Regions from separate parts of the Homo sapiens genome. Here region 2 is linked to region 1. Evidence: chromatin loops called from intact Hi-C (ENCODE). Cell type or tissue: natural killer cell. All regions are shown on one strand.

What was found. A loop is a pair of places that touch in the nucleus more often than their neighbours do. Peaks named below come from ENCODE experiments on the same cell type or tissue, not always from the same donor. Only the 100,000 strongest peaks of a DNase experiment are listed, where the experiment ranks them.
Region 2: a loop joins it to region 1, with 2.2 times the contacts of the local background. A loop is called at or near these places in 8 of 110 quality-filtered maps.

Annotation. Positions count from the first base shown.
Region 1 is chr20:48,654,400-48,662,399 of GRCh38, reverse strand. It overlaps PREX1 (phosphatidylinositol-3,4,5-trisphosphate dependent Rac exchange factor 1), which reads left to right. Exons shown (of 40, transcript NM_020820.4): 16 at 2,339-2,481; 17 at 4,172-4,264; 18 at 5,212-5,360; 19 at 7,025-7,110. Among named protein-coding and RNA genes, the nearest start is that of PREX1, 170 kb to the left of the region's middle. In natural killer cell, CTCF peaks have their summits at 4,298 and 4,504 (motif pointing left); a DNase peak (open chromatin) is centred at 4,479.
Region 2 is chr20:48,787,636-48,795,635 of GRCh38, reverse strand. The region is part of intron 1 of PREX1 (phosphatidylinositol-3,4,5-trisphosphate dependent Rac exchange factor 1); the gene reads left to right. Among named protein-coding and RNA genes, the nearest start is that of PREX1, 36 kb to the left of the region's middle. RefSeq lists enhancers at 483-1,136, 1,137-1,792, 6,318-6,417, 6,518-6,577, 7,158-7,217 and a silencer at 5,339-5,438. In natural killer cell, no CTCF peak of the experiment used is centred here; a DNase peak (open chromatin) is centred at 4,408; H3K27ac peaks cover 1,978 bases.

The DNA.
Region 1 (8,000 bases):
GACCAGCAGCCTCGAGGGAAAGGTATTGAGGTTGGTAGCTCGCTTGGCTGAGCTCGTGGACTTGAGGGATTCCACGCTGTTTTCCACAAATATTTTGGCCAATATGCAACATTGCAATTCTTCCTCCCACTCCTGGAATCTTCTAACTTAATGTTTATAGTGGAGTCGAAGCCAGCGGCCCCCTGGTGCCTGGCTCCCCAGCTCTGGGGAAAGTGGCAATTTGTGTGTCTGTTTTCTCAAAAAGGTAACAGGGGTGGCCTGAGAAAGGGGCTCACAAACAGGTAGAGTTCCAGGTGAAATGTCCTATAAAACTAAGGAGAAAGAAAGAAATGCCCCCGGCTGCTTTCCACTGAGTCACCACATCCAGAAAAAGCCTCTGTCTTCAGGGACGAGGGGGATGTCTTGTGGCTAAGGCAGCTGGTTTCCCTTGTTTCAGGCACCCACTGGCGTCCGACAGCTGCCTTTACCTCTCCGAGCCTTGATTTCCACCTTTGTCCACTGTTTATACTCAGCCCTGCCTCATCTAACAGGCCTGCCTGGACAGTGTGGGGAGAGGAGGAGGAGAGGAAGGAGGCTCGATGAGGGCCCTTCTGCTGCCTGCTGGCTGCTGGCTGTGTGACCTAGGGGCCTGAGTCTTAGTCTCCCCGTCTATGAAAGGGGCACAGCAAATCCTTATCCAAGGAGCAGATGAACTTAGCATGCCTCCCCAGTGTGCCTGGCACTGGGAGGTGCCCAGTTAAGTTGTAAGTTACAGGGATCAGATCACCAATTGGTTGATACTGGTTATTTTTATTCATTTTCCTGGCTTGTCCTAGAAAGGGGTCAGTGTGTGTGTGTGTGTGTATATATATATATACACACACACACACACATTATATATATTATATATGTTATATACATACTATATATTATATTATATATATGTGTGTGTATATATATATATATATATATATATTTTTTTTTTTTTTTTTTTTTTTTTTGAGATGGAGTTTTGCTCTTGTTGCCCATGCTGGAGTGCAATGGCGTGATCTCAGCTCACTGCAACCTCCACCTCCCGGGTTCAAGCAGTTCTCCTGCCTCAGCCTTGCGAGTAGCTGGGATTACAGGCATGCGCCACCATGCCCAGCTAATTTTGTATTTTTAGTGGAGACAGGGTTTCTCCATGTTGTGTCAGGCTGGTCTGGGACTCCCCACCTTGGGTAATCTGCCTGCCTCGACCTCTCAAAGTGCTGGGATTACAGGCGGAGCCACCGCCTCTGGCCGGCGTCAGTATATTTTTTTATGTAAAGGGCCACTTAGTAACAATTTAGGCTTTGTGGGCCGTACAGCTTGTCACAGTATCCAACTTTGTCCTTGTGGCTCAAAAGCAGCCACAGATAATACAAGTACAAATACAAATGGCCGTAGCTGTGTGCCAATAAAACTTTATTCATAAGGTCAGGTAGTGGAGCAGATTTGGCCTGCGGGGACTGAGTTTGCCAACTTTTGGTCTAAAGTGTCTCAGCATCATTTCCTTCTGAGAGGTCTGAGCGCCTTTTCACAAATTACTGCTCATTGGAGTTTGCTTATGTTAATTGACTGTTCATATCCTTTGCCCATTTATCTGTGAGCTTCTGAGCTTTTTCTAGTTGATTTGTTAGAGGTTTTTATATTCTAGATATTTATTCCTGTTGGTTTTGGACACTATAGTTACCTTCACATCTGCCATCTACCTATGGAGTTGTTATCGAATGGAGGTCCTTAATTTTAGTCTAGTACAAGAGGGTCTTATACACAGACTCCTTTTCTTCTCTAGGACAAAGATGTCATCCTATATTTAGTTTTGTTAGCTTTGGTTTTACTGTTCATACGTAGGTCTTTAATCCATTAGCTTATTGTTGCATATGGTGTGAGGTAGGGATTCAATTTTTTTCCCCCCTGGGCAAGTCAGTTTTCCATGCACCATCTGCAGAATACTCTATGATCATAAATCATCATCATAGACTAAGTTCCTGCAAACACTTAGTCCTCTTATGTGACTTCTATTCCCTTCTGCTGGTTATTGATCTGTTTCTACTGCATTTCCACACTGTGTGTTACTATGGCTTTGTAAAATATTAATGTCTTTTTATAGCAGGTGAGGCAAGTTCAGACTTTTCAAGAGAAGTCAGAAAGCCAGATCGCTTTGTGAAATATCCTAATATGTTAGTGTTGGCATATGATTCCATTTTAATAGAATAGTGTTTGCCAAACCAAACGTGTCCATGGCCTAGTTCCAGCCTGTGCCTGCCAGTTGGCAAACATGGCTGAAACTTTCCCTGTGAATCTGACCACTGAGTGCACATCTGTGGATCTGCAGTGCTGGAGAAGAGCGAGTTCAGGGATGAGTCCCAGTACTTCCGCTTTCATGCTGACGAGGAGATGGAGGGGACCAGCAGCAAGAACAAACAGCTTCGCAACGACTTCAAGCTGGTGGAGAACATTCTGGCCAAGCGCCTGCTGGTAGGAGCACAGCTGAGCAGCTGTCCCTTCCTTGCCAGAGCCCCCTGCAGGCATGGGAGCTGGGCGACCTTCTGGTTATGCACAGGGAAGGGGGCTCAGCTTGGAGTACCAGAATAGGTGGATTCTAGGTGGTAGGGGGCAACTCTGCCAAGAAGCCAGGCTGCATCACTGGCTGAGACTACCCTCCTAACAAAAGAGATTGGGCTTGCAGGTCTCCCTTTCTGTTCCCTTGCCTCTCCTGTCCCCTCCCCGTACACTGTATAGAGAGGTTGGCCTCCTGAAGCAACTCATCCTGCATACCCCACAGCAGCCCCCATCTTAACGCGTGGCCTGCAGCAGGCAGTCAAGACAGAGGCTCAGAGGTTAGGTTTCTGGTCACTGCCAGGGTTGGAGCTGAAGCCTGACTCATATGAAGACGGCTCCATTAACTTCTCTCCCATAGTACTGCAGGGACTGCTGTTCCCTCTGATTTCATGCCCCTCACTGTAAAGTCCCCCAATGCTTCCCGTCACACTTAGGATAAAATTAAACCTCTCACTCCCCTCCCCTCCCCTTCTCTCTTTCCTCTTTCCCTCCCTTCCTCCTTCCTTCCTCTCTCTTCTTTCTTTTCTCTTTTCTTGTTTTCTTTTCTTCTTTCTCTCTCTCTCTCGTGCCCGTCCTTCCTTCCTTCCTTCCTTCCTTCCTTTTCTTTCTCTCCTCCCCTTTCTTTCTTCCCTCCCCTCCCCTCCATTCCCCTCTCTCCCCTCCCTTCCCCTTTCTCCCCTCCCCTCTCTCCTCTCTCCTCTCCTCTGCCTCCCCAGTGGCTAGGACAACAGACCTGCGCCACCACACCCAGCTAATTTTTGTATTTTTTATAAAGACAGGGTTTTGCTATGTTGCCCAGGCTGGTCTTGAACTCCTGGGATCAAGCGATCAACCCGTCTCGGCCTCCCAAAGTGCTGGGATTACAAGCGTGAGCCATTGCGCCTGACCTCCTGATCTCTTTTCTTATCCTCCAGTGCCTTGGGGCCTCCCTCAGGACCTTTGTACGTGCTGTGTCTGCTGCCTGGAGCATGTTCCTCCACTCTTTATGAAGTTTTGTTTTTCATTTCGTTCAGGCCTCAGCTCCGATAGCACCTTCTCTGCCCCCTTGCCGTGCCCTATCCCATTAAGTGCTTTAATTCCAACTACGTACACTCCCTGCATCACATCCTGTATTTCTTTTGTTTATTTGTTTATAGTTGGCCTCCCGCACTAAGCAGGGCTGGGCTTGTTTGTCTTGTTCTAGATGGTGTCTCCAGCACCCATGAGAACTGCCTGGCCCGTGTGATGGGCAGCATCTCAATCAATGTCTGTTGACTGAATGAGTGCCTTTCCCTGTATCCCCCGCACTGGGGAACCCCCAGACCTGTTTCTAGCATGCCTGCCATCCTGCCCTGGGGTGGGACCGCTCCTCCCTAAACTCCCTGACTCCACATTCTTGGTGGCTGGACACCTTTGGATCCGTGTGATTCGTTAAGCCAGTGGCAGGCACAGAGTGAGCACTGGCTCTGCCAGGTGCTGTTTGCGTTTTGCTCTGTCTCGCCCACCTGGATCTGGCCACTTCCCTACTAGACCTGGGACGAGGTCATGGTCCTGTGGGGGCCACGGTGGGGCTGGCCGTAGGCCCACCTCGCTCCCTGACCGGGTTCCTTCTGCCCTGGGCCCCCAGATCCTGCCCCAGGAGGAGGACTATGGCTTTGACATCGAGGAGAAGAACAAGGCTGTGGTGGTGAAGTCCGTCCAGAGGGGCTCGCTGGCTGAGGTGAGGCCCTCGGGGGAGCTGGCAGGGACCGTGTGCAGGTGGCAGAGCGGGGTGTCTCTCTTCACCCTCCTTGAGGCAGCCCAGCCCAGGAGATTCTGGAATGATCGCTGACTCCTCTTCTCTCATTGCTCACGTGGAGAAACTGAGTCCAGGACCCACTGTCTGCAGTGGCTACAGTAGCTGGGAGTGAGTGCAGAGTCCCGGGGCTGTGCTCCTGGTGTGTTCCACCACTGCCCTCTGCTGGACATTGTGGGGAGGTACAGGAAAAAAGCAGGTGTCTCAGTTTTCTGCAACCAGTCACAGTGGCTTGAATAAGATAAGCTCATTGCTGTCTGATGCAAAGCCTACAGGAGGATAGGTTAGGAGAGTGAGGGTGTGGCTGGCCGAGGATTCAGCCCTGGGGCCTTCCGGCTTTGCCTGGGGCGTGTGCAGGTGGGTGGGGGAGATGCACCTGCCGTGCTGGCTGGAGCCCAGCTTGCCCCTGTGGCAATTAGGAATGCTTTGGGCTGCAAGGAGCGACATACCCATGGCCGGAGCGGCTAGGTTGACCTTGCCAGTGATGTGAGCGGTTGGAAGGAGGCAGTTGTGAATCTTGGTTCGGGTCAGCAGGTCTTCATCTTTCTTCGCCAGGCCCTAACAGACATAAGATGGCCACCCCGGTGTGACCCTCGTGTCCCCACACAACAGGGTCAGGCCCCAGCAGAGTTTCCCCTCAGGAGGAATACCTTTCCCAGCTGCCCTCCCATGAGCTTCCCTTTGTGGCTCATGAGGCAGAACCAGGTCCCTTGTGCCCCTCAACTGCTTACCACAGACAGCACGCAGTCACCCAGTCCTGCTGGATCCCTTGGGCCAGCACCCTTCTGCTGAACACATTTGAGCTTCCTTGGTGAGGAGGGAAGGAGCTTAGTAACTGGTGTGCACGTCTGTCCTCTGCCGTCCCTACCCAGGTGGCTGGCCTGCAGGTGGGGAGGAAGATCTACTCCATCAATGAGGACCTGGTGTTCCTGCGGCCGTTTTCAGAGGTGGAGTCCATCCTCAACCAGTCCTTCTGCTCCCGCCGCCCTCTGCGCCTCCTGGTGGCCACGAAGGCCAAAGAGTGAGTGTCCCAGGGCGGGGTGTCCGGCAGCCCTCCCTCTCAGGCTGAGTGGTGGCTGAGGGCTGGGGTGGCATGAACTGTCCTGGTCCCCCGTGGCTGGGACCCATTGTTGGAGTCACACAACACAAGCTGGACCTTCATTAATTCGGCAGATGTTTACAGAGTGCCACTCTGTGCTTGGTGGCAGTTTGGGCCCTGGGAATCCAGCCACGTGGGGATGCATGCGGTTCCTGCCATTCATAGATCTCAGATCTAGTTGGGGGAGGAGGCAGGAGACAGACAATGTGCAGATACAGAAGTAAGACACTGAGCCTGTGCTGGTGAGCGTGGCACAGATAAGTTTCTATAAACCCGGGAAAGGGGCCAGAGTGTGCAGAGGGATGGCTGTCAGGGAGACGTCACTGCGAGTCGGGGTGAAGACCCGAAGCAGATGAGGGGGGAGTCAAGGGGATTTCTGGAGGAAGAGGGCTCCAGGCAGGGGAAGCAGCTAGGGCAGAGGCCCTGAAGTGGGACCGTGTCTGGCGCATTGGAAGAGCAGAAGGAAGCTGATGGGGCTGGAGCAGTGAGTGAGAGGGAGGGCTGGGTAGTGAGGTCTGTAGGGTAACGGGGTCCAGCCCTGGAGGCCCCTGGCAAGGACCCATGGGGAGCCACTGGAAGCTTCTGATCGAAGTCCTGTGGCTGCAAGTGGAGCTCAGATTGTCAGGGGCAAAGGTGGCTCTCGGGGGAGCTGAGGAGGTGGTGGCTCAGCAGAGTGCGAGAGCAGGGGTGGGAGGAGCAGACCCGTGCTAGGGGTAGGTACCGGGGAGCAAAGCATTTTGTCTTTGAAAAATTATGCATCTGGTTTTTCACTTTTCCCTTTTATTTAACACAGATCTTCTCTTGACAGGAGGGGTGGAAAGTTTTAAATATGATTATTTCAGTAAAAAGGCGAGCTGACTTAGGGAAAATGTGGTTGATCGATGGGTTGGTATGTGGAAGTGGCAGAAAGCACCAAGGTGGAATGTGTCTGCTGAAAGCTGTGGAAACACCTGGTTTGAGAGCAGGCTCCCAGCTCGGCTTTATCTGCAGGGGGGAATGGGAGGGACAATTGTGCAGCATAGGGTTGGAGACCTGCCTTAGACGGGGATGTGGGCAGGGTACTGATGCTCCAGGAGCAGTGACACCCATTGCCCTCCCTGGCAGGTGCTGCCTCTCTGCTTTGGGGATCGACCCACAGAATGGCCCAGACCTGCCTTCCTAGGGGACTTGTGTGGGTGTTTTTCTAGGGTCAGCACCGAGATGTACCAGCAGATCACTTCTCACCCTCCCACCTGCGATTGTTAAACTATTGACTGGTTGGAGTGCTGGTCTCACCTCCAAGGGTCTTAGGACAGGAGAATGATGGAGGTGTGGGAGGATGGTCTGGAATTTCTGTTCGAGGACAGAAGCTCCAAGGGCAGGCCAGTGGGTTGTGCTTAATCAAAGATCCTGGTGGCATGGGCTCTGCCTGATTGACATTTCTCTCTGTATTTGGGAGCTGGAAAGCCTGGTGGTGCTACTACTATTTTGGGCTGAATTTTCCCAGTGTTTCCAAGGCAGAAAGTCTCTGGGTTGGCACCGGGGTTATTGAGAGTGATGCTGGTTTTCCTCATGGCCTTTTTCCCTGCCTCTTCTACCTGGTGCAGGATCATCAAAATCCCCGACCAGCCGGACACACTGTGCTTCCAGATTCGTGGAGCTGCCCCACCGTACGTCTATGCTGTGGGGAGAGGTGAGTGGGAGCCTTGGGAGAGAGGGGAAAGGTGCAGAAGATGGTGGATCTGTCTGTGTGGCAGGAGTTCAGAGCCTTCTGAACTCTAGGCTTCTGCCAGACAATGTACCATCAGCACTTATTTTCTTTGCCTGATGCCAAGACTTGCAAACACAAATGCCTGTTGGGGTCAGGCAGGCTACAAGTGGGTAGCCATCCCAGTGGAAGACAGTGGGTAGTGGTGAGGACTATGGCAAGGTGAAAAAATACATGTTCACTCTGGAAGGAGCAGTGGCTCCTCAGCTGGAGCTCCTTATTGCCAGACAGGAATGTGGGTCCACTCTCACCAGACTTGATTTTCTAAGAGAAGCCACCAATGCAAATTTGGGGGCTCTGCCGCAATACTTCTATGGCCGGATCCAGCCGAAAGGCCACCAGTTCAAGACCTCTGCTTTCTGCATTGCCTATTCCTTGTGTGCTATTAAAGGCGTCACTATGTCTTGGAGATGGAACCAAGTAGGTCTATGATACTGGGCCCCCAAACTTTTTTTGCATCTAAGTGCCCCTCCCTTTAAAGTTTAAACATAAATTTTTCACTTGTGTGGTCATAGTTGTGTGTTTACTAGGTGTTCATTAAGAAAACGCATACCATGACAGAAGGTTACTGAGAATTTGATAATATTTTAAAGTAGGTTTTCATTTTGTCCTAAAGCAGTGATTCTCACCTTGGGACAACTTAGCCTCCTCTCCAGAGGACATCGGCCCTGCCCGGAGACATTTTTGTTTGTCGTAACTGGGGAGGGGGTGTTTCTGGCGGTTAGTGGGTAGACCAGGGATCCTGCTAAACGTGCTGCAGTGCACAGGACAGCCCCAGAGAACCACACAGAATTATCTGGCCCAAAATGTCAGCA
Region 2 (8,000 bases), 130 kb before region 1:
CATCTTGGTGGTTCCTGCCTTTTTCTTTTTCTTCTGGATTTCTCAGCCTCAGCTCTAGTGACATTTGGGGCTTTGTTGTGGGGGATTATCCTATCCTGTGCATTGTAGAATGTTTAGGAGCGTCCCTGGCTCTACCCACCAGCCAAAAGCACCCTCCTCCTCAGTTGTGACAACCAAAAATATCTCCAGACAGTGCCATATGTCCTCAGGGGTGGGGGGTTGGGGCAAGCAAAATTGCCCTCATTTGAAAGTCACTGGTCTGTACTAAGCAGTGCTGCAGGAGCATCCTTCTTTGAGCCTCTCTGTATGTGGGCAAGGTCATCATCATTGTATTCCCATTCCACAGATAAGGAAATGGAGGCTCAGAGGGGTTGAGTCATTTGTCTTGGGTCACACAGCAAATACGTGGCAGAACCAGCATCCCAGCTCTGCCAGGTACAGTTCTGGGCTGAGCTGAGTGTTTAGTGGGTGATGGAACAGACCCGAGCCCCTGTCCTTATGGATCTAACCCTCTGGTAAGAGGCAGACAGTAAGCCGGTCATCAAATACATACATGACACATCAGGTGTCATGTTAGTGACTGAGGATAAGGACGCAAGAGAATTACATTAACAATGTCACCTGACTTTTGGTGACATTTTGCAATAATAGTTGACATGTGAGGGTTTCAATACATTGGGAACTGTACTAAAGAGTTTCACTTAATCAACTCATAGGCTAGTCACAAAAACCCCTATGAGATACTGCAGTGGCTCGCTTCTGTGCCTCAGTTTCTTTATCTGTAAAACAGCTTCCCCATAGGACTGCTGTCTGGTACCCAGCAAGCACTCAATAAATGTTAAATAGCACTGCTGTCTCCCCAACATCCAAGGCCCAGTCCCCGAGGACTGTAGGCAGCCGGGGCCCCTCTTAGGGACCCTGTCCCTGGGCCTCTCCTCAGCCCCTCTCTTTGTCTCCGTGGCCATGGCAACCTGGCTGGGTGCTTGGCACTTCCCGGCCCAGCCCCCAGCCTGACCAGCCGGCCTCCTCCTCTGCAGAGGCTGCCCTGGCAGGCTCCAGCCTGGCTGGGAAGCCACCCCCACCACCCACTGATGGGGGCTCCTGGGCAGTACTGGTGCTGCCCTGCAGTGTGGGAAGGACCCCAAGCAAAGGCTCCTGCTGGGCCTCCTCTCTGCCTCCTGGCCTCTTTCCTTCTGGAGTGGAGAGAGAGCTCTTGTTTTCATTGTCCTGGTTAGCTCTGTCTTCCCAGCTTTGCCTCCAGCTTCCTTCAGGACTCTCTGTCCGCCCCTTGCCTTCCCTCTCTCTGTTTTTCTGTCTCAGTCTCATTCTCTGTGCCCCTATCTCCCTCTGTTTCTCCCTCTCACTGTCTGGCTTCTGATACTTCATTCACAGGCTGGTCCCTGCATCTGAGAATGAGGTGCAGGGCACCTTGAGGTCCCTTCCGTGCTCAGAGACAGGGCCTTGGTTTAGAGGGGCTCGTTTGCAGCTCCCAGTAGCTCAGTGAGAGCCTGCTGCTCCAAATTATGGGGGTGTTCATAAGGGGGTCCTCCCACTCTGTGGGGTAGGGGTCCTCTTGTCCCATGGGGGCTTCTAGTGAGTGAGGGGATCCTTTAGCCCGGTGAGGTCATATTCTGCCTGGTGAGTAAGGGGTTCTTCTCCTGGCCAGACACTTGGGAGGAGATGGGCTACTGAGCCACTTGCTTTGACATCTGAGCCAGCCATGTGAAGGGCTTGGACCTAGAAAACCCAGAATGGTTTCTTCCCATTTCCCTGGGAGTGGACCACTGTGAGTCGTTAAAATCATCATTTATTAATGGCCAGAACTGACCCTTACATATGAATAAGTAATGCTTCCATGTAATGCTCCAGACTTGTAGGGTCCTTGGGGACCCGAGAGGGATCAAGATTAAGAGAAAAGCCATTCCTGTCTGGCCTTTGCCTCGGGCTCAGAGAGAGTAAATGATTTGCCCGAGCAAGGGTTGCAAATCCAGATCCCTATGGCTGTGACCGGTAAAGCAGCCAGTGCAGGAAAAATCACGTAACCCTCTCCCCCTAACTTTGTCTCTCTACTTTCAACATCGATGTGGATATAGAGGAACATCTCTTTACCCTTAATCTCTCTGTACCTTGGTTTTCTCATCTGTAAAATGGGAATAACAAGAATGCCTATCTCATAGGTGTTTCTCTTTTTAATTTTTTAATTGAGTATAATTCACATGCCATAAGGAATTCCCCAAAGTGTCCACTCCAGTGGCTTTTGGTATATTCAGAAGCTTGTGTAACTGTCACTATCTTCTAATTTCAGAACGTTTTAATCACACCTGAAAAACAACCCAAACCCATTGGTAGTCACTCCCCATTATTCCACTTCCCCAATCCCTGGAACCATTAGTCTACTTATTTATGTATGTATGTATTTATTTATTTATTTTGAGACAGTTTCTTGCTCTGTTATCCAGGATGGAGTGCAGTGGCACGATCTCAGCTCACTGTAGCCTCTGCCTTCCGGTTCAAGCAATTCTCCCCCCTCAGCCTTCCAAGTAGCTGGAACTACAGGCGCATACCACCATGTCAGGCTAATTTTTGTATTTTTAGTAGATATGGGGTATCGCAATGTTGGCCAGGCTGGTCTCGAACTCCTGACCTCAAGTGATCCACCCAACTTGCCTCTCAAAGTGCTGGGATTACAGGCATGAGCCACCATGCCTGGCCCACTAATGTACTTTCTATCTCTACAGATTTGGACATTTCATATAAATGGATATAAATGGAATCATACTATGTGTGTGTGTGTGTGTGTGTGTGTGTGTGTGTGTGTATTTTTTTTTTTTTTGTATCTGGCTTCTTCCACATTGTAATATGTGTCAGAATTTCATTCCTTTTTTATGGCTGTATCATATTCCATTATATGGATATACATTTTGTTTATCCATTCATTAGCTGATGGACATTTGGGTTTTGACAGTTTGGCTACTATGAATAATACTGCTATGCACATGAGTGTACAAGTTTTTGTATGGAGATAGTTTTTATTTCTCTTGGGCTTTTACCTAGGAATGGTCTCATAGGTTTCTTGGGACGATTGAGTGAGTTCATAAAGTACAGCTCTCAGAACAGAGCCTGGGACAGCGCGGGTGCTAGATGTGTGTTAGCTCCTTTTTTTTTGAGATGGAGTTTTGCTCTTGTTGCCCAGGCTGGAGTGCAGTGGCGCGATCTTGGCTCACAGCAACCTCTGCCTTCTGGGTTCAAGTGATTCTCCTGCCTCAGCCTCCTGAGTAGCTAGGATTACAGGCATGAGCCACCATGCCCAGCTAATTTTGTGTTTTTAGTAGAGACCGGGTTTCTCCATGTTGGTCAGGCTGGTCTCGAACTCCTGACCTCAGGTGATCCACCTGGCCTCCCAAAGTGCTGGGATTACAGGCATGAGCCACCACGCCTGGCCTTAGCTCTTATTTTTATAAAACAATGCCTCAAGCCCTGGGCCTTGGATGTTGGGGAGACAGCAGTGCTATTTAACATTTATTGAGTGCTTGCTGGGTGCCAGACACCAGTCCTATGGGGAAGCTGTTTTACAGATGAAGAAACTGAGGCACAGAAGTGAGCCCCCACAGGCAGGCCCCCAACCCCAATCTGTGCCTTCTGGAGCACATGTCCCATGTCAAGCAAGCAGCCACCTCTCAGCCCCAGGCAGCAGTCCCCGTGCGGGAACTCGAGCCCGGTATTGCCAGATCTCTTGACTTCTTAAAGACATTTTCCAATGGCAGGAAATGTGGAGTTTTTGGTATGAAATCACTCGATTTTTAAAAGTTGGCAACTCAATCACATTTTTAACAAACACTTCATGGGCCAAACCAAACATGACTGTGGGCCAAACCTGTGGGTTGCCAGTTTGCATACTCTGCCCCCGGGTTGACTTGTTGCTGGTGGTGAGGACTTTGCTGGACACTGAACTTGATTTCAAACATTTCTGAACCTTGGGCACCCCTCTTTCCTGGGGAGTTCTGGCTCTTGTCCGTTTCAATTGTGTTGAAACCTGACCCATCACTGGGACGGTGGGCTTGTTGAGGACCCCCATGGCAGCTGGTCATCTTGGGATTCCTCCCTGTCACCCCCCAGGGTCATAAAACGAGACTTGCTCATATTGGGTGCTTATTCTGTAGTCCTTGACTTTACCCCTCACCAGCAGGGTGACCTTGGGGCAAATGACTTGACCTCTGTGCCTTGGTTTCCCCAGCTATGAAACGGGTAATAATAACACCTCCTCTGGGTTTGATGCAGCACTTAGGACAGCGTCCAGCACGTGGTAGGAGCTCAGTCATGTCAGCCACCGTTATTATTACACACAAATGCACAGACGTGCAGACACAGCAATGCCAGGCTCTGCCATCTGGCAGCAGCAGCGCGAAGGTAACGATTTATTTCTGTGTGCTTTGTCTGTCTGTGTTTACCGAAGGGAGTGATATTAGTGTGTGTGTGTGTGTGTGTGCATGAATCTGCACAGTTCCAAGTCAGCTAGCTGGGGTGCCGTTTTCTGCATGCATATCTCCTTGCATAAGTACAGTGTATGCATTATTCATGCACATGCGCACACTCTCACCCTCTCACATATTCCTGGGAATAAATATGTGTTGGGGTTCCCGGGTGGTGATAGCAGTCACCTGAGCAGCCAGTAATGTTTCAGTTGACTGGGGAGGGTGGGAGCTGATGGGGACAGGGTGGGTAGAGGTAAGCAGATGTTCTGGAGAATCTGGGTGGCTGCTGCTGGGGATGTTGGGATATGGCAGGGAAAGTGTTGAGTGCACTGAGGGCTGGGCTGTGGGACTTGGGTGCAACCCACAGCTTGTGGCTGTGGCTGTGGGGAAAGGTGCTGGGATTTGACTTTCACTGTCTCGGCATTCAGTGTTGGAGTGGATGGAACAGCCAGGCTTCCTCTAGGGCGTGCCTAACAGGCCCCTGATCCTTTCTCTGCCTCCCTTCACCTTCCCTTTCTTCTCTTCAGCATATTGCAGGCTCTAATTTAGGCAAAAACTCCTCAGAGTCTAAGAAAAGCTGAAGCATGCAGAATGAGCACAACAGAATTTAGCTGTCTCGAGAGGCAGCCTGGACCATTGAATTTATCTTTTTTTTTTCCGCACTCATGTTGAAGACTTTTTTTCCCTGTTAAACTTCTTAAATTACCTTGCAGCCCTCCACCCTCCTTTTTCCTTGGAGCCTGGGGAGAGTGGAGCCTTTTGTTCCTCTGTTTCCTCTCTTCCGTTCCTACTTTCGGGGGAGGCTCGTGGAACTTGAGGTTGCTTCTGAAATAGAGAGGTGGTTAGACTGGGTCAGCCCTAGAATGGATTTGACAACTTACTCATCATATTGTTAGCTGACACTTACCAAGCACTTAGGATGCATCCGGCTGTGTCCTGAGCATTCTGCATTCATTAACTGACTTATTTCTTCTGGCTGCCTTGATGGAAGTGTTCCTATTGTCCCATTTCACAGTCCAGGAGACTGGGGCACAGAGAGGTTTTGTCACATGCCCAGGGTTCCTCAGCGAGGAAAGGCTGAGCCAAGTCATGAACCAGCAGTCTGACTTCAAAGCCCACACTCTTAACTACAGCACTCTACTACTTCTTTGCTAATGGGTTCATTCAGCATATTGGTTGAGCACCTACTACGTGCCAGGCCCATTTTTCTCCTTCTTTCCTCCCCTTCTTCACTTCATTCTTTTTCTCCCTTCTTCTTTCCTCCTTATCCATCACCCATCCATCTCCCCACCCACCCACCTGTCCATCCATCTGTCCATCCATTTGTCATCCGTCCGTCTGTTCATCTGTCCGTCCAGTATTTCCTGCAATATACTCATTTCAGTATCAGTCTTATGATTTGTATAATATTCAAATACCAGTCACAACATTGTCTATATAATATTTTTACTCAATCTGAACCTCCTCCCTTTTTAAAAACTTTATAGTCTCAGCTTAATAATGTTCATGAAATAATGGTTTTGATATGATAGCCATAGTTACTCATATCAACATAAAAATACTCATTTCAAGTGGCTGCGTGGGGGCTGGCTGATAGCCTGGCCCTGCCACAGACAAGCTGTGTGACTCTGGGCAGGTGACTCCGCTCCCTTATCTATAGCACGGGGAGACTAATGATACCCACTGCTAAGGGTGTTGTATTAAATGAGATAACCATATGAACGTGCTTAGAGCAAGCCCACTGGCCCATCCTGAGCTCTCAGCAAGCCCTGACTGTTGATGATGTTGTTATTACCATCATTATTACTCAGAAAACCTCTGTGGTGAGGAGCAGAGTCAGGGCCTGAGGCTCTGCAGGTTGTCCCGTGATGAAGGTGGATGGAGATGTTGAGGAAGCAGATGGTAGATCGCACTGTGAAGTTGGGTGAAGCTGGGAACCTTCCATGACATTGGAGGAACTTGTTCCATTCTGAATTGGTGGTTATTTGGAAGGGGTAGACATGGCCGAACTTTGAAGGTTCTAGCTAAAGTCAGGGTTTTATTTAATCCTTGCATGGTGGGGCTCAATGTGTGAGTGAGTGTCTTAGTCTATCTTCTGTTGCTCATAACAGAATACCTGAAACTGGGTAATTTATAAAGAAAAGAAACTTTCTTCTTACAGTTATGGAAGCTGAGAAGTCCCAGGTGGAGGGGCCACATCTGGTGAGAACGTTCTTGGGGGTTCTAAAGAGACTCGAGGCAGTTTAGGGAATCACGTGGCAGGGGGGCTGAGCACACTAACACGCCAGCTCAGGTTTCTCTTCCTCTTCTTACAAAGCCACCGGTTCCACTCCCATGATACCCCATTCATCCATTAGCCCGTTAATCCGTGAATGCATTAATTCATTCATGAGGGCAGAGCCTCTTATGAGCCAGTCACCTCTTACAGGCCCCACCTCTGAATCTTGCCACAGCGGGTATTTGTTTCCAACACATGAAATGTGGGGGATGCCTTCAAACCATAGCAGTGACTGAAAACCCAAACCAGTCAGACTCATATAAGAGAAGAAGTATAATAGCCCATGAAGCTAGACCTACAGCTTCAGGTAGAGTTTGATCTAGGGGCTCAACGTACAAAGAATTGGCTTCATCCTGTGCTCTGTGTGCCTCAGGTGGGGGATGAGCAACACCTTTCAAGCAGCATCAGGGTACTTTACGGTAAAATGAGGGAATAGAAGCTGGTGGCCAAAGAGCTGAAGCCTGCCATCATCCTCAGGGCCAGAGCTTCTTTGAAAGAGGGGAGCTTCCTGTTTGAGGGTGGTAGGTGGGCATTTGGGTCCAAGCTCTGTGTTCTGCTACTGAGATTTCTGAAGGACATTTGAGGGCTGCTTTCATGACTCATCTTTGAATGAATTCACTCACCCAGGTTACATCATATCTCCAAACATCTGCCTCTATCCTGCAAAAGGCTCGAGGACACTGCCCGCCTGTTCCCTGGGTGGTGGGGCTTTCTTAGCAGCAAAATGTTCCCGGCTTACAGAAAACTTCCCACGGGCCTTTTAAATCCATCAAGTGAATTACAAGTTCAATTTGGGTTTGCACACATTCTCTCATGGTCCCCCGCTCTAGGGCTGGATGTGGCTGATTCCTGGGTGCGTTAATCTCGAAGCCTCCGCCATCTGCAAGTGAAGTTTAGCTCCCACATCGGCAGTTTTCCTGCCTTGCCTTTGCTTGTGTATATGTGACTTCCCTAATTTTGAGGTTTCTTAAAAACAGAGAAGATAAAACAAACCACAGCCATATTTCCCTCCTCCAGCATCTGGTGGCCACTTGTAATTTGTAATGTTGGGGAAAAAAAGTGTTTTGATCATTTTTCAAAATTAGACTTAAAAAATGTATCATTGGGTGTTCCTGTGTTAAAAGTTTGTTTTTTCTTTTCAGAACATTTTGCAACCAGACTTCTTTAGGGGTTTCCTTAGTCCTTCTTCTGTTCTCCAGATCAGCTTATAAAATTCCTTGCAAAAATGTTTTTTTGTTTTGTTTTGTTTT